Linked DNA regions of Homo sapiens: region 2 is linked to region 1. A link is an interaction called in ENCODE POLR2A ChIA-PET data of the cell type or tissue named here. Cell type or tissue: Panc1. All regions are shown on one strand. Each heading gives the region's core, and the rest is flanking DNA. Links, peaks and the distances in the headings are about the cores only.

The links. Peaks named below come from ENCODE experiments on the same cell type or tissue, not always from the same donor. Only the 100,000 strongest peaks of a DNase experiment are listed, where the experiment ranks them.
Region 2: POLR2A ChIA-PET joins it to region 1 with 5 read pairs; 2 of 35 experiments call an interaction of 5 or more read pairs at or near these places.

The regions. Positions count from the first base shown.
Region 1 is chr10:32,855,589-32,864,517 of GRCh38, reverse strand. The region is part of intron 42 of CCDC7 (coiled-coil domain containing 7); the gene reads right to left. Among named protein-coding and RNA genes, the nearest start is that of SNORA86, 41 kb to the left of the region's middle. In Panc1, for the core only: no CTCF peak of the experiment used is centred there; no DNase peak of the experiment used is centred there.
Region 2 is chr10:32,939,142-32,948,070 of GRCh38, reverse strand. The region is part of intron 1 of ITGB1 (integrin subunit beta 1); the gene reads left to right. It also overlaps the pseudogene AK3P5. Among named protein-coding and RNA genes, the nearest start is that of ITGB1, 15 kb to the left of the region's middle. In Panc1, for the core only: no CTCF peak of the experiment used is centred there; no DNase peak of the experiment used is centred there; H3K4me3 peaks cover 264 bases; H3K27ac peaks cover 3,799 bases.

The sequences.
Region 1 (8,929 bases), core at 1,958-5,957:
TAATATATATGTGTGTGTATATATATATAAATATACTTTGGAATTTGATATTTTAATATAGTAAATGATATTGCTGTGTCTCAATACTTTTTTCAGGTCTTGTTATAAGTAGCCGACAATTATAATTACAATTTTTTTTGAAAAAGGCATTGTCCCTTCTTGTTATATTTCTTTCTAAATATTTTATAATTTTTACGGTTTTGAAAAAGGATTTGAATTTCTCCACATCCTTACCAACAGTTGTTATTCTCTTTCTTTCTCTCCTCTCCCCAACCCTCTCCTTTTTTCTTCTAATAATGGCCATCCTAATGACTATGAAGTGGTATCTCATTGTAGTTTTGATTTGCATTTCCCTAAGGATTACTGATGCCATTTTTGTGTCTTCTTCAGAGAAACGTCTGTTTAGATTTTTTGCCCATTTTAAAATCAAGTTATTTGTTTTTGTGCTGTTGAGTTGTAAGTATTCCTTATAAAATTAGGATATTAGCCCCTTATCAGTTATACGGTTTGCAAATTTTTTTTTTTTTTTTACCAGTCAGTAGGTTGCCTTTTCATTTTGTTAATTGTTTTCTTTGCAGTGTGGGAGGTTTTTTCTTGACACAGCCTTATTTATTTATTTATTTATTTATTTTGTTTTTTAGCCTGAGCTTTTGGTATAATATACAAAAAAATCCCTGCCAAAGTCAGCATCAAAGATCTTTTCTCCTATGTTCTCTTCTAGGAGTTTTATAGTTTCAGGTCTTACATGTAGGTCTCCTATCCATTTTGAGTTGATTTTTGTGTATGGTGTAAGATAAAAGTTCAATTATATTTTTTGCATATAGAAATCCAGTTTTCCCAGCACCATTTATTGAAGAGACTATTCTTTCCCCATTGCATACACCTGGAGTCCTGGAGTCCTTGTCAAAAATTAATTGATCATTGGGCCTGGTGTGGTGGGAGTTCAAGACCAGCCTTGGCAATGTAGCAAGATCCTGTCTCTACAAAAAATTAAAAAAATAGCTGAATGTGGTGGTGTGCACCTGTAGTCTTAGCAATTTGAAAGGCTGGGGCAGGAGGATTGTTTGAACCCAGGAGTTAAAGGTGACAGTGAGCTATGATCATGCCACTGCATTCTAGCCCAAGTGACAAAGTAGGTCTCTGTCTCAACAACAAAAAAATAGTCTACCATAAACATTTGGATTTCTGGTTTCTCTGTTCCATTGGTCTGTGTTTCTGTTTTTGTGCCATTACCATATGAGTTTGATTACTATAGCTTTGAAATATAATTTTAAATCAGGACATGTGATGCCTCCAATTGTTTTTACCTTTTATCTGTAACTGCTTTGTCTATTCATGGTTTTTTTTGTGGTTTCATACAAATTTTAGGATTGTTTTCTATTTATGTGAATAATACCATTGGAATTTTGATTGGTATTTTGTTAAGTCTGTATTATTGCTTTGAGTACTATGAACATAACAATGTTAATTATTCCCATCCATGAACACTGAATATTTTGCCATTTATTTGTGACTTCTTCAATTTCTTCCATCAATGTTTTCTAGTTGTCAGTGTGCAAATCTTTCACCTCCTTGGTTAAATTAATGCTTAGCTTTTTTATGCTATCATAAATGAAATTATTTCTTTTAAAGTTTCTTTTTCAGTTAGGTCATTATTTGTTTATAGAAATGTATCTGATTTTTGTATGTTGATTTTGTATCCTGCAAAGTTAGCACTTAAGTAATGTAGTCTTTAGGGTTTCCTATATATAAGATCATGTTGTCTTCAAACAGAGTATTTTTCTTTCTGATTTGGTTGCAATCCAAATTTGTTTGATTGTCCTTGATAGTACTTCTAGTACTGTGTTGAACAAATAGAACTGGTGAGAGTGGACATCCCTGCCTTGTAGCTGATCTTAGTGGAGAAGTTTTAAGGTGTTCTCTGTTGATTATGATGTTAGCTGTGGGTTTTTTTTTTATTATTATACCTTAAGTTCTGGGGTACATGTGCAGAACGTGCAGGTTTGTTACATAGGTATACATGTGGTTTGCTGCACCCATCAACCCATCATCTACATTAGGTATTTGTCCTAATGCTATCCCTCCCCTAGCCCCCCAACCCCCGACAAGCCCCAGTGTGTGATGTTCCCCTCCCTGTGTCCATGTGTTCTCACTGTTCAACTCCCACTTATAAGTGAGAACATGCAGTGTTTGGTTTTCTGTTCTTGTGTTAGTTTGCTGTGAATGATGGTTTCCAGCATCATCCATGTCCCTGCAAAGGACGTGAACTCATTCTTTTTTATGGCTGCATAGTATGCCATGGTGTATATGTGCCACATTTTCTTCATCCAGTCTATCACTGATGGGCATTTGGGTTGGTTCCAAGTCTTTGCTATTGTAAATAGTGCTGCAATAAACATACATGTGCATGTGTCTTTATAGCAGAATGATTTATAATCCTTGGGGTATATATCCAGTAGTGGGATTGCTGGGTCAAATGGTATTTATAGTTCTAGATTCTTGAGGAATCACCACAGTGTCTTCCACAATGTTTGAACTAATTTACAGTCCCACCAGCAGTGTAAAAGTGTTCCTGTTTCTCCACATCCCCTCCAGCATCTGTTGTTTCCTGACTTTTTAATGATCGCCATTCTAACTGGCATGAGATGTTATCTCATTGTGGTTTTGATTTGCATTTCTCTAATGACCAGTGATGATGATCTTTTTTTCATATGTTTGTTGGCTGCATAAACATCTTATTTTGAGAAGTGTCTGTTCATCTCCTTTGCCTACTTTTTGATGGGATTTTTTTTTCTTGTAAATTTGTTTAAGTTCTTGGTAGATTCTGGATGTTAGCCCTTTGTCAGATGGATAGATTGCAAAAATTTTCTCCCATTCTGTAGGTTGCCTGTTCACTATGATGATAGTTTCTTTTGCTGTGCAGAAGCTCTAGTTTAATTAGATCTCATTTGTCAATTTTGGCTTTTATTGCAATTGCTTTTGGTGTTTTAGTCATGAAGTCTTTACCCATGCCTATGTCCTGAATGGTATTGCCTAGGTTTTCTTCTAGGGTTTTTATGGTTTTAGGTCTTACGTTTAAGTCTTTAATCCATCTTTAGTTAATTTTTATATAAGGTGTAAGGGAGGGGTCCAGTTTCAGTTTTCTGCATATGACTAGCCAGTTTTCCCAACACCATTTATTAAATAGGGAATCCTTTCCCCATTGCTTGTTTTTGTCAGGTTCGTCAAAAATCAGATGGTTCTACATGTGTGGCATTATTTCTGAGGCCTTTGTTCTGTTCCATTGGTCTATATATCTGTTTTGGTACCAGTACCATGCTGTTTTGGTTACTGTGGCCTTGTAGTATAGTTTGAAGTCAGGTAGCATGATGCCTTCAGCTTTCTTTTTTTTTTTTTTTTTTTGCTTATGATTGTCTTGGCTATGCAGGCTCTTTTTTGGTTCCAAATGAAATTTAAAGTAGTTTTTTACAATTCTGTGAAGAAAGTCAATGGTAGCTTGATTGGGACAGCATTGAACCTATAAATTACTTTGGGCAGTATGGCCATTTTCACGATATTGATTCTTCCTATCCATGACCATGGAATGTTTTTCCATTTATTTATGTTCTCTCTTATTTCCTTGAGCAGTGGTTTGTAGTTCTCCTTGAAGAGGTCCTTCACATCCCTTGTAAGTTGGATTCCTAGGTATTTGATTCTCTTTGTAGCAATTGTGAATGGGAGTTCACTCATGATTTGGCTCTCTGTTTGTTATTGGTGTATAGGAATGCTTGTGATTTTTGCACATTGCTTTTTTATCCTGAGACTTTGCTGAAGTTGCTTATCAGCTTAAGGAGATTTGGGGCCTAGATGATGGGGTTTTCTAAATATACAATCATGTCATCTGCAAACAGAGACAATTTGACTTCCTCTTTTCCTAAGTGAATACGCTTTATTTCTTTCTCTTGCCTGATTGCCCTGGCCAGAACTTCCAACACTATGTTGAATAGGAGTGGTGAGAGAGGGCATCCTTGTCTTGTGCCGGTTTTAAAAGGGAATGCTTCCAGTTTTTGCCCATTCAGTGTGATACTGGCTGTAGCTTTGTCATAAATAGCTCTTATTATTTTGACATACATTCCATCAATGCCTAGTTTATTAAGAGTTTTTAGCATGAAGGGCTGTTAAATTTTGTCAAAGGCCTTTTCGGCATCTATTGAAATAATCATGTGGCTTTTGTCATTGGTTCTGTTTGTGTGATGGATTATGTTTATTCATTTGTGTATGCTGAACCAGCCTTGCATCCCAGGGATGAAGCCGGCTTAATCGTGGTGGATAAGCTTTTTGATGCGCTGCTGGATTCGGTTTGCCAGTATTTTATCGAGGATTTTTACATCGATGTTCATCAGTGATATTGGCCTGAAATTTTCTTTTTTTCTATTGTCTCTGCCAGGTTTTGGTATCAGGATGATGCTGGCCTCATAAAATAAGTTAGGGAGGATTCTCTCTTTTTCTATTGTTTGGAATAGTTTCAGAAGGAATGGTACCAGCTCCTCTTCGTACCTCTGGTAGAATTTGGCTGTGAATCCGTCTGGTCCTGGACTTTTTTTGGTTAATAGGCTATTAATTGCTGCCTCAATTTCAGAACTTGTTATTGGCCTATTCAGGGATTCGACCTCTTCCTGGTTTAGTCTTGGGAGGGTGTATGTGTACAGGAATTTATCCATTTCTTCTAGATTTTCTAGTTAATTTGCGTAGAGGCGTTTATAGTATTCTCTGATGGTAGTTTGTATTTCTGTGGGATCGGTGGTGATATTCCCTTTATCATTTTTTATTGCATCTATTTGATTCTTCTCTTTTCTTTTTTATTAGTCTGGCTAGTGGCCTATTTATTTTGTTGATCTTTTCAAGAAAACCAACTCTGGATTCACTGATTTTTTGAAGGGTTTTTTGTGTCTCTCCTTCAGTTCTGCTCTGATCTTAGTTATTTCTTGTCTTCTGCTAGCTTTTGGATTTGTTCGCTCTTGCTTCTCTAGTTCTTTTAATTGTGATGTTAGTGTGTCGATTTTAGATCTTCTCTGCCTTCTCTTGTGGGCATTTAGTGCTATAAATTTCCTTCTACACACTGCTTTAAATGTGTCCCAGAGGTTCTGATATGCTCTGTCTTTGTTCTCATTGGTTTCAAAGAACATCTTTATCTCTGCCTTCATTTCGTTATTTACCCAGTAGTCATTCAGGAGCAGGTTGTTCAGTTTCCATGTAGTTGTGTGGTTTTGAGTGAGTTTCTTAATCCTGAGTTCTAATTTGATTGCACTGTGGTCTGAGAGACTATTTGTTATGATTTCCCTTATTCTGCATTTGCTAAGGAGTGCTTTACTTCCAATTAAGTGGTCAGTTTTAGAATAAGTGCATTGTGGTGCTGAGAAAAGTGTATGTTTTGTTGATTTGGGGTGGAGAGTTCTGTAGATGTCTATTAGGTCTGCTTGGTCCAGAGCTGAGTTCAAGTCCTGGATATCCTTGTCAATTTTCTGTCTTATTGATCTGTCTAATATTGACACGGGGTTGTTAAAGTCTCCCACTATTATTGTGTGGGAGTCTAAGTCTCTTTGTAGGTCTCTAAGAACTTTTTTTATGAAACTGGGTGCTCCTGTATTGGATGCACATATATTTAGGATAGTTAGCTCTTTTTGTTGCTTTGATCCTTTTACCATTATGTAATGCCCTTGTCTCTTTTGATCTTTGTTGGTTTAAAGTCTGTTTTATCAGAGACTAAGATTGCAATCCCTGGTTTTTTTTTGCTTTCCATTTGCTTGGAAAATATTCCTCCATCAGCTGTAGATTTTTCATAAATGGCCTCTGTTATGTTGAGGAACTTTCCTTCTATACCTATACTATTAAAACTTTCAATAAAGAAAGAATGCTGAACTTTGTCAAACGCTTTTTCTTTGTCAACTGAGACCATCATGGGGGATCATCTGAGATTATGCTGTGAATATGAAGTATCACATTGACTAATTTACCCATGATCAACCAGCCCTACATGTCAGCAATAGATCCCACTTGCTCATGATGTTCAATTTTGTTGTTGTTTTCAATTAAGTTTGATAATGTTTAATTGTTGTTGTTGAATTCAGTTTGATAATGTTTAATTGAGCATTTTTGCATCAATGTTCATCAGAGATATTGCTCTGTAGTTTTCTTCTCCTATGGTGTCTTTCTTTGGCTTACGTCTTGAGGTGATGCTGGCCTCATAAAACGTGTTTGAAAATACTCCTTCTAGTGCGATTTTTTTGGAAGAGTTTAAGAAGCACTGATAATTCTTCTGTGAATGTTTCGTAGTATTCAAATGTGAAGGTGTGAAGCTGTGAAGCCACCTCGAAATGTTCTGACCTTTTTTGTTGAAACGCTTTTAATTACTTCTTCAACCTTTTTATTTGGTATTGGTTTGTCTAAGCTTTCTATTTCTTCCTGATTCAATCTTGGTAGCTTATATTTTTTGAGGAATTTATTCATTTCCTTTATTTTATCCAATTTGTTGGCATATAGTTTTTCATACTAGTCTCTTATGATCCTTTTAATTTCTTTGGTATCTACTATAATGTCTTCATTTTCATTTCTGATTTTATTTGAGTTTTTCTCTTCTTTTCTTAGTTTGCCTAGCAAGGATTTTGTCTATTTTATTTTATTTTTTTCAAAAAAAGCAACTCTTGGTTTTATTGATTTTTTTTTCTATAGTTTTTCTATTCTCTATTCGATTTAATTCTGGTCTAATCTTTATTATTTCTTTCCTTCTGCAAACTTTGGCTTGTTTTTCTTTTTCCAACTCCTTGAGGCATAACATTAGGCTATTTATTTGGAATCTTTCTTCTTTTATAATGTGGTCATTTATTGCTATAAGCTTCCCTCTTAGAATTACTTTTGCTGCTTCCCATAGATTTTGATACGTTGTGATTCTATTGTCATTTGTCAATATATTTTTAAGTATTGCTTTTGATTTCTTCTTTCACCTACTGGTTGGTTGTTCAGGAGCATGTTTTAAAACTTCTACATATTTGTACATTTTCAAGATTCCTTTTGTTTTTAATTTCTAATTTCATACCATTGTTTTCAGAAATAGTATTAGGTATATTCTTAATCTTCTTGAATTTGTTAAGACTTGTTTTATGGCCTAATATATGGTCTATCCTTAAGAATGTTCCATATGCACTAGAAAAAAATGTATGTTCTGCTGCTGTTGGATGGAAAGTGCTGAAGGTCTTTAGTTTAATTAAGTTCTATTTGCTAATTTTTGTTTTTATAGTGGCTTCCTTGGGGAGACTGTCACCTGCAGATATTGTCTGCAGGTATTAGTTGGGCAAAGTGCAGTGGCTCTCATTCTGGGTAGGCACAGTAGTGGAGTCCATTTCTCAGTGTAAAGGACTTTAAAGATCCTTCTGTTCTAGTTACCCCATAGTAGTAGATTTACCTGAGGGCATCTCTCTTGGTGTTGAGCCTGACACAGGCCAGAGGCAGCCAAGCAGTGCTGTGTTACAGGGAACAGGTGCTCAGAGTGGCTGTGGAGCTGGGGTCTGGGGCTCAGTGTCTTGTTGAACTGCCAGGACACCTGTGGTGTAGGTCCAGGTTTATTCTTTTAGGTATGGGTGATGCAGCTCTCCCACAAGGCCAAGTACTGTGATTCTGAGGCACTTCCCAGTATCTCAGGCCCAGGATCAGGCATGTTGCTGACTCATCCTGGGTGTTAGGGTGCAGCAATGGCATGGCTCTGGGAAGGAAGAGGTTTTCCAGAGGTTTAGGCCCCAATGAGCAGGGTACAATTGCAATTCAGGCTACAGAACCAATAGGACACAGTGGCAATTCATGCACCAAGAACTCTAAGCCCTGGAGTAATGGGACACAGCAGTGGCGCAGGCTCTGTGAGGTCAGGTGCAGTGACAGCAAGGTCCAGGAATGATGGGGGCACATCTGTGGCTTTGGCCCTGGGGGGTGTGCAGCAGTGCAATGTTGGCTTCACTCCTAGGGAGGTGGGGCACCTCAGCAACTCAGGCTGTAGAGGGCTTTCCCAATCCAGGGAGGCAGGGTGCTGTGCGTGTTCAGTCCAGAGGGCAGGGTGATCAGATCAGATTAGTGTTTCTCTAGGAGGCTGGCCTATGCCCATTTTAAAATTGAGTTCTGTTGTTGTGGTTGAGTTGTAGGAGGTCTCTATATATTCTGGATTATTAATACCTTATCAGATATGTGATTTAAAAATATTTTCTCCCATTCTGTGGTTTGCCTTTTTACTCTTGATATTTTCCATTGATGACTGAAAGTTTTTAATTTTGATAAATTCTAACATGTCTATTTTTTTGGACAGTGTGTTTGGTATCATCCAAGAAGTCATTGCCAAATCCAATATATGGTTTTCTCCTATGTTTTCTTCTAAGAGTTTTAAAGTACAGCTCTTAGTTTTAGGTTTTCGGTCTACTTTGAGTTAATTTTTGTCTGTGTAAGATAAAGGGCACAACGTCATTATTTTGCATGTGGATATCTAGTTTTCTCAGCATCATATGTTGTAAAGACTATTTTTTCCATACCGATTAGTCTTAGCACTCTTGTAAAAAATCATTTGACCATATATGTGAGGGTTTATTTCTCAGCTCTCTATCCTATTCCATCAGACTATGTGTTTGTCTTTAGGCCAGTACCATACTGTTTTGGTTATTGTAGTTTTGCAGTAAGCTTCGAAATTATGAAGTGTAAGTCTTTCAATTTTGTTCTTTGTCAAGATTATTTTGACTATCGGGTCCCTTATAGGGGCAGGGTCTCCAACTCCTGGTCTGTGGCCTATTAGGAACTGGGCCACACAGCAGGAGGTGAGCAGTGGGTGAGCAAGGGAAGCTTCATCTGTGTTTACAGCTGTTCCTCATTGCTGGCATTACCACTTGAGCTCTGCCTCCTGTCAGATCAGTGGCAGCAT
Region 2 (8,929 bases), core at 4,788-8,787, 81 kb before region 1:
TGTCTTCCCTAAAGTGGATCCAGTCAGTTTTCTGGTTATAATTACAATTGAAAAAAAAAAAAAATTCAACCATAGTTACTTCTTTATTCAATTACGTTGTTATTGAGCGCTTCCTGTAACATTTGGTAATGATCATAACAAGTAACACCCAGGTACTTACAATTGGCCAGACATTGTTTTAAATGTTTTATGTGTATCAACTTATTTAAACTTCACAAAACCCCTACAAGGTAAATACTGCTGTCCCCATTTTAAAGATGAGGAAACTGAGACAGATTAATTTGCCAGTGTAACTCTGCACTACACAATGTTGTACAACGGTAGATGCCACAAATATCTGCTGTCATGAAGCTCAGTGTTTTATTTTTTGATACCTCAGAGTATCTCCAGTTGTTTTTATCGTTAGTTTCTTCATTTATTCAATATAAAGACATTGCGCTAGATACAGAAAACATGGAGAAACTTCTAGAAGATGACAATTTATAAGGCAAGTCAACCATGTACATCATTAGTAGATGTATAAGAGCTACATATGCCCCAAACAGGAAACCTTTTAAATGAAGATTATTATATATGTTTTAACATACTGTGTGTATGTACGTACACACACACACACACACACACACACACACACACACGGCTATATGTGAATCACCTGGCTTTAGTCTTTCTTTCCTCCCCAGTTCTTGCCATAATTCGAGGGCTTCAAGAGTTCATGCAGATGATACTTCTCACACCTTGGTCTAGCAGTTTTCTTTCTTTCTTTTTTTTTTATTTAATGAAATTTCAGTTTATTCAGATAAAGACTAATGTATGCCTCATAACCTAGTGATAATCTATAAGTTTGGGAGTTCACAACATTTTTACAAAGCACATAATATTAACATTCAAGTGAGGCATTATAGAAAGTTTTATAAAGAATGAAGTAGGCCAGGTATGGTGCCTCATGACTGTAATCCCACCACTTTGGGAGGCAGAGGTGGGTGGATTGCTGGAGGTCAGGAGTTTGAGACCAGCCTGGCCAACATAGCAAAACCCTGTCTCTACTAAAATACAAAAATTAGCCAGCCGTGGTGGCACATGCCTGTAATCCCAGCTACTCAGAGGCTGAGGCAGGAGAATTGCTTGAACCCAGGAGGCGGAGGTTGCAGTGAGCCAAGATCATGCCACTGCACTCCAGCCTGGGTGATCAAGTGAAACTGTCTAAAAAAAAAAAAGAAGTCTTTACTATAATTCTTTTAAAAAACCTTGGTTCATCTTGAAAGACTGATGAATTTTTGAAATACCTGCAGAAAAGGAAAATAATCCCCCCCCCCCCCCCAGAAATACATACAAACCACTTATTGGCACTTGTGTTTTAAGTACCTGGAGAAAAACAGGACAGATTTTTAAAGGCAATTAATAACAGCTTATACAAGGCCTTGTTTCATTTGCTTTAGCACCAAGTAAAGTAAGAGTAAATATGCTGTGGAAGATGGTCAGGTTTTTCCTCCTTCTCTCATATGCCCCACTTCTCCTACCAGGTCACAGTACATCAGCAGCCATCCTTGTTGCCCCACTGAGGAATCACTTTAGATTCCAGTATTTAAATGGCTGCTCAGATGAAACCAGTAGAATTCTTTCCCCTTAAGATAAGGTGGCAGTGAATGCTAGCAGGTATCAATTTCTTTGATCAGGAACAAAGAACTCCTTCAGAAAACTCACTTTTTTGGTCTTTGTTAACCTATCCTGTGAATTCTTTTTATTGGCACACCTTGTTTACGAATCATGATTGATTGCTATTTATGCCAAGGGAACATTCCGCAGGCATGCCTGATCTATTTACTAATGACAAAGTATGCTTACTTTACATAATTCCATAGGTTTTCTCTTTTATTTTTGGGAGGAGGGGTATAATAACTTGTTATTTATCAGGGCAGATCATATATTTGGATCAAAAAGAGAAACTGGCAAGTAGATCCTAAAACACATTTCTTAACCCGAGTAACATCTGAAAACATAGATTTCAATTATATTTTGTTGAAAATTCATTCAACTTTGGTGCTTATCCAAGAACTTATAATGTCAATTTCTGACAAAAATTATAACCCTCAATACATATGTATTTTCAAAAGAAGAGTCATCTTAAAGTAATATTTTTCTGTATGTTAATTGATACATTTTTATAGCAAATTGAAAATTCTGAGTAAATTGAAAGTATGTTTAACAACAAAATAAATACAGCATATATGGTTAGCTTATATATTTATTAGTGTAAAGGCAGCAGTGAATTTGTATCTTACAACAAATCTGTGAATCCAGTTGCTTTTTTTTCTGGAATTTTATGTAGTATCACCATGCTCCACAATGCTAGAAATGTGGCATTAATCTGCAAAAATTTCTGATGAGATACTTTCCCCAAATGACATGTAACTTTTTAAAACTTTTCCAAAAAATATGGACATTTTATCAATCACTTAATCTTTTTTTTTTGAGACAGAGTCTCGGTCTGTCGCCCAGGCTGGAGTGCAGTGGCGTGATCTCAGCTCACTGCAAGCTCCACCTCCCAGGTTCACGCCATTCTCCTGCCTCAGCCTCCCGAGTAGCTGGGACTACAGGCGCCTGCCACCACGCCCGGCTAATTTTTTTGTGTTTTTAGTAGAGACGGGGTTTCACCATGTTAGCCAGGATGGTCTCGATCTCCTGACCTCGTGATGCACCATCTCGGCCTCCCAAAGTGCTGGGATTACAGGCATGAGCCACTGCACCCAGCCTATCAACCACTTAATGAACAAAAAGTTAGATTACTACCAATTGTTCATTTAATTTTGCTCTAACGTGTTTTAAAAGTTAAGACATCTCTGATGGTTTTGCAGGTGACTGGATAAAACACACTAGATGATTTCAAAAGATTAATCTTAGTATCTGACTCGTTTGGCACATCCTCAGTATCCAGAATAAAATCAGTAGAAATAAAAGTAATATAACTTTCAAAGAATTCATACATGCTGGAGGTCTTAGGAAAAGCAGTTTTTAAATTCAAGGAATAGGAGGTTTGCTCATCTTACTAGTTACACACATTTCTCCTCATGGAGTAATGGCAGCTTTCTGGCTTCTTTGTGGAACTTTAGTTTGTAGAAAAGCTTGGTAATATTCCAGGACTGGCTTTGTTTGGGCTTCATAAGCCTTTAGTCTTTTGATAACCGTCTCTGGTTTATCATCCTCATGCTGAATGAGAGGATCCCCAGTCAGATCATCAGTGCCCACAGTTTTGGGAGGGTTGAATTCAATGTTGTAGACTCAGCCACTGGCAGGATGAATCTAGCGAGCAGTAAGGCATTGTTTAATGACCTCAAAGGGCACATTCGGGCTAATCACTTTGTCTGTCTAAGAAGCTTAGTCTAGGGCTTCTGCCTGTGGAAGTGTCCATGGAAAACCACCCAACAGCTAGCTATACTAAGTGAGATTTTTCAGCTCATATAGGGCCAGCTGAGTCATGACATCATCTCGGATGAGTTTCCTTTGGTCAATGAAAGCGTTAGCTAACACATTAATTTCTGTGCCCCGCAGCATGTTGATCCTGGAGCAGGTCTCCGCTAGAGAGGTGCTTCACAGTGTTTGGTGACGCGCGACAACTAGTGCTGTTGCCTAGCCCAGGGCCCCCATGATCACGGCTGCTGCCGCGTAGACGCCCCTTTACAGACCAAGGCCCACGCCGCACCCGAACAAGGGCTTTGGCCCAGCCTGTGAACTTACCTTCTCTGCCGCCCAGGCCCAGCCAGCTGGCAGCGCTGCTAGTGGGCGGGGACTGTGGCTCCCAGGCCTTCCCTGAACTCTGGTCTAGCAGTTTTCTTGTCTCTCAACTTTAGTGGCCATTGGTCACTGTACTGGAAACCTCGTGTGTCTTTCTCACATCCTCTTGGCCTCTGATTCCAGCTGGTGCTGCTGGGAACAGTCGGTGGCTCACTCCTGGCTGACTGCATGCTGCCTCAGGTGCCTCTCTTTTGCTTTTTCCCCTGCGGCTCCTCTAACCAACTTTCTTGTCTGTTCCCTCTTGTCTGTCCCTGGGCACGTGCACTGTAGTTCTTAGAAGTGTTAGTGGAGTTAATGCCCTTTGAGGCGACTTTTTACCTATGCAACTGGAGTTGATCCATTTCCCCGTTGACTTTCACTGGACAGACTTTCTACGTACTTCTCAAAAGTTTTCCACAAGATCAAGCCCCCAGGTACTCAGTATGGTAAAGATAGTATCTTTGTATTGGCTTTTTCTCTTTTTCTTGGTTCACTGTCTTCAAAGTGTCTCTCTCTTTTCCTGGGGTCACCTTCCAATAAACTGCCTGCACACCAGTTCTGTTCCCAGGCTCTGCTTTGGACAGAACCCTAGCTAAAACAATGACCTGGTACTGTATTTTTAATACAGGCCTTTTCCCCCAAGACTGCCTGTCTCTGAAATTGTAAATTCTTAACTGTCGTAGGTTCCAGCTCTTTTCACTTCCTTGTTTCCGTGGTCCCCTCTCCTCTCACCTCCCTGTTGTGATGTCTGGTCTTTTGACTTTTTCCTCTTGTTAACTTTTTGGTAGCACTGCACCTTCTTTGCCCCCCACCCCCACCTTTCCTCTTGCACCTGCCCTGCACACCAGGGAATAGATTTAGTGATTCCAAATTGGAGTCTGAGGGACCATGGGAGGTATTCTCAGAGATTTGGGCATTTCTACAAAATTTAAAAAAAAATCATGCTTTCATGTTAATAATAAACATTTAGTTTATCTGGTTGACCATCTTATAACCCAGTAATATAACTTCAGAATCTATGTTTGTACTTGGAAGTTAATTTTGGTTTCATAATGTTTAAGAGCTATGAGCATGAGACATTTTATATCTATCTATAAGTTGGCTTATATACTTAAAGTAATTGAAAATTTAAGTTGTCACTTGGATGTCTATAGTAACACTTTTCTGTTTAGAGAAGTTCTGCACATTAAGTAATTCTGAGACATTCTTCTGAGTAATGTCAGAGAAAAATGTCATACAATTCAATATGGTTCAGTGAAAATATTTTTAATTTTTTAACTTTTTGAGGCAGGGTCTCACTCCATTGCCCAGCCTGGAATGCAGTGGTGTGATCATAGCTTACTGCAGCTTCCAACTCCTGGACTCATGGCCCCTTCCCCTGGCCCCCACTTCCACCAAGTTTTGCTATGTTGCCCAGGCTAATTTATTTTCTTGTAGAGCCAGGATCTCTAGGTGGGCATGATGGCTCATACCTGTAGTCCCAGTTACTTGGGAGGCTGAGATGGGAGGATTGCCTGAGCCCAGGAGGTTGAGGCTGCAGTGAGATGTGATCACACCACTGCATTCCAGCCTAGGCGACAGAGCAAGACCCTGTCTCCCCCCAAAAAAAAAAAAAAGAGAGAGAGAGAGACAGGGTCGAGGCTAGTCTTGAACTCTTTGCCTCAGGCAGTCCTCTTACCTCAGCCCCTCAAAGTGCTAAGATTGCAGGCATGAGCCTAACAGCAAAGAGTTTTGAGCATGGACTTTGTGCCAAGTATTTCTAGGTGCAATAGCTATAAATAAGATACACCCAGGCCCTATTTTCTTGGAGCCTAGAATCCATCAGGGAAGACATGTTAACAAATAGTTAGAAGTGAAATGAGTGTTACAAATATGCCTGTATAAATTAGGGTGTCCAATACCTGGTGGGCTCTCACCATTGCAGGCTCTCACTGTAATCCCATTGCATCTTCCTAATTTTCTGCAACCCCTAAGCCGTACCTCTTTTCCTAGGAGTTCTTCCTATTTCAGAAAAAAACAGTCATGCATGAATGAACTCTCTTTGCTTTCTCACCTCCTGCTCTGCCTTAGAAGAAAGGCACCATGTCTCTGTTTAGGGTGATCCACCCCCTTGGGCTGCACATGCCATCCCTCTTTGCTCCAAGGAGGCCTGGCTTCATCACTTTCCTTTTCTCTTTTCCTGTGTCTTCACCTCTTCAAGTTTGCCCCCAGTTCTCCTTTCTTCCTAAGTATTCTTTTCATCCCAATCACATCCATTTTCATAAGTTCGGTTAGCACCTAGATTATGACAACTCTCATGTCTGTGTCTCTAACTCTTGACTTATCTCCTGAGATCCATACTCATGTCCTAGCTTCCCAATAGGCATCTTCCCTAGATTTTGCAATAAAACAAACCTCATTTTTTCCCCTAACCCCATTCTCCCTCGTACATCTTCTTTATTTTAAAGTGATGATTATTCTAAATTCCTTTCTTTCTCCCATCCTTCCTTCTCCAAGTAAGCAGCAGATCCCTCATAGCTACCTTCTAATCATTGTTTGTTCGTCTTCTTGTTTGTTGCTGTTATCTGAATTTAGACATTTGTCACCTCTCACTTGAACCTTTGCAGTAAATTCTGTATTTGTCTTCCAGCTCCTGTCTTGCCCCCTGTCCTTTTCTCCACTGAGTTTCTGCCATGTATATGTAGAGGTATTACTAGCCTGCCCAAATTTTTTCAGTTCCCTTCCTATTTATAGAATGGAATCCAAACTCTTTTAGCATGGATGGTATTTGGCTCTCTGTAACGTAGCTCTTCCTGCTTGCTTGGTCTTCGTTCCTGTTATTTCCAACTCATAATTTAAGTCTCAGAAATACTTCAAGATTCCTTTTGGCCTTTCTGATATTTTAAGATTTTAAGATAATATAACTTATACTTACAATAGAAAATTATAAGGATAAAATAATCACTCATTCCACCAACAAGATATAGTTACAAAAACATACATTTTTCTAGTCTTTTTTTCTATAAAGAGAGAAAAAGTGAGACAGTTCCAATTTTGGGTTGCAGGGAGCTGCCCAAATGCATATGCTTAGAAATAAGATTAGGAAGGAGTTATTATAATTCGCCTCGGGACTTCATGGCTTTGTATATGCAGGCCTTTTGCTTGGAATATCTTCTCTCCACTTTTCTCCACACCCATCTCCTATGTGCCTTCAGGTCTAACTGAAACACTGCCATGTGCCTGATGCCTCTGAACTTGTCCAGGCAGATTTCAGTGTCCTCAGTGCACTGTGTCCTTGTTTATTACTGAAACCATCATATCATAATAATTTGTATTTTTGTCCTTGAACTGAAAGTTCCCTGAAGCAGTGACCCTTGTATTTCCTGATATGGCTCAAAACCTGACAGAGTTGTCTGAAGAGGAACCTCCAGAAAGGCAGGGGGAAACCAGTAGAGTTCAAGGGAGTAGAGTGTGTTAAAGAATGGTGAATAGTCTTACATGTTGCTTTGTGTAAATTCTTTGGTAGTAAACCGATGTACTTCTTCAAGTGCATATTGTAGTGAGTCAAAAAATTTGTGAATGAATGAGTGATGAACGAATGAATGCAGAGAGTAAGGTAAGGCCTAGAAAGGGTTCTTTTGCAAGAGTAATTTCACATATATGGTTGGGCATGGACATCAGTTACACAGTTATGTGCCACATAATGACTTTTCGGTCAGTGATGGACCACATACACGACAGTGGTCCCATAAGATTATAACGGAGCTGAAAAACACCTGTTGCCTAGTAATGTAGTGTCATAGTGCAACACATTACTCACATGTTTGTGGTGATGCTGGTGTAAACAAATCGACCATGCTGCCAGTCTTATAAACGCATAGCATCTAAATTACAGTGCATAATACTTGATAATAAACAACTATGTTACTGCTTTATATATTTACTGCACTATATTGTTAATTTTTTTTTTTTTTTTTGAGATGGAGTCTAGCTCTGTCGCCAGGCTGGAGTGCAGTGGCGCAATTTTGGCGCACTGTAACCTCCATCTCCTGGGTTCAAGTGATTCTCCTGCCTCAGCCTCCAGAGTAGCTGGGACTACAGATGCGCACCACCACGCCAAGCTAATTTTTGTATTTTTTTGTAGAGACGGGGTTTCACCATGTTGGCCAGGATGGTCTCCATTACTTGACCTTGTGATCTGCCCATCTTGGCCTCCCAAAGCGCTGGGATTACAGGCGTGAGCCACCGCCCCCAGCCTGTTGTTATTTGAGAGAGTATCTCTCCTTACAGAAAAAGTAAAACAGCCTCAGGCAGGTCCAGGTCCTTCAGGAAGTGGTCCCGAAGAAGGAGATCTTTTAGGAGATGACAGCTCCATGTGTCATTGGAGACAGGATATGCAGGCGCAAGACAGTGACATTGATGATCCTGACCCAGGGCAGCTGTGCAGGCTTTAGGCTAATGTAGTGTGTATTTGTGTCCACAGTACTGTGTATAGTAATGTCAGTAATGTCCTGTTCAGTGTGTGTTCTGTGCAGTGTACTCACTTGCCCCTCTCACTCACTCACTCACTCACTCACTCACTCACTCACTCACTCACTTACCCACCCAGCCATCCAGAGCAGCTTCCAGTCCTGCAAGCTATATTCATGGTAATAGAGGTGCATCAATTTTAAAATCTTTTGTACCATACTTTTACTGTGTAGTTTTTCTGTGTCTAACTGTGCGTAGATACACACATGCTTACTGCAGCATTCCAGTTGCCTGCAGTATTCAGGACAGTCTTGTGCTGGACAGGTGTGTAGCCTAGGGGCAATAGGCTGTACCGTAGAGCCTGGATGTGTAGGAGGCCACACCATCTCGGTTTGTGTAAGTGCACTGTGATGGTTGCACAAAGATGAGATTGCCTTCGCATTTCTCAGAGCTCTTTCTTTGTTAAATGACACATGAAGGTACTGGGTTGAGGAGAGGGAAGGTAGGTAGGAAATGGAGACCAGTGTAGACAACTGTTTCTAGGTCTTTGACCGTGAAGAGGAGACAAGCGTTAGAATTAGGACAGCAACTGAAAGGCATCTTTCCCTGTTATCCCCTCATACTCTGTTTTATATGGAATGCCATTGGGAGGAAACCCCTTCAGGTCCTTTTCTCAGCATAAGAATCACCTGGAGTCCAGGCCCCATGC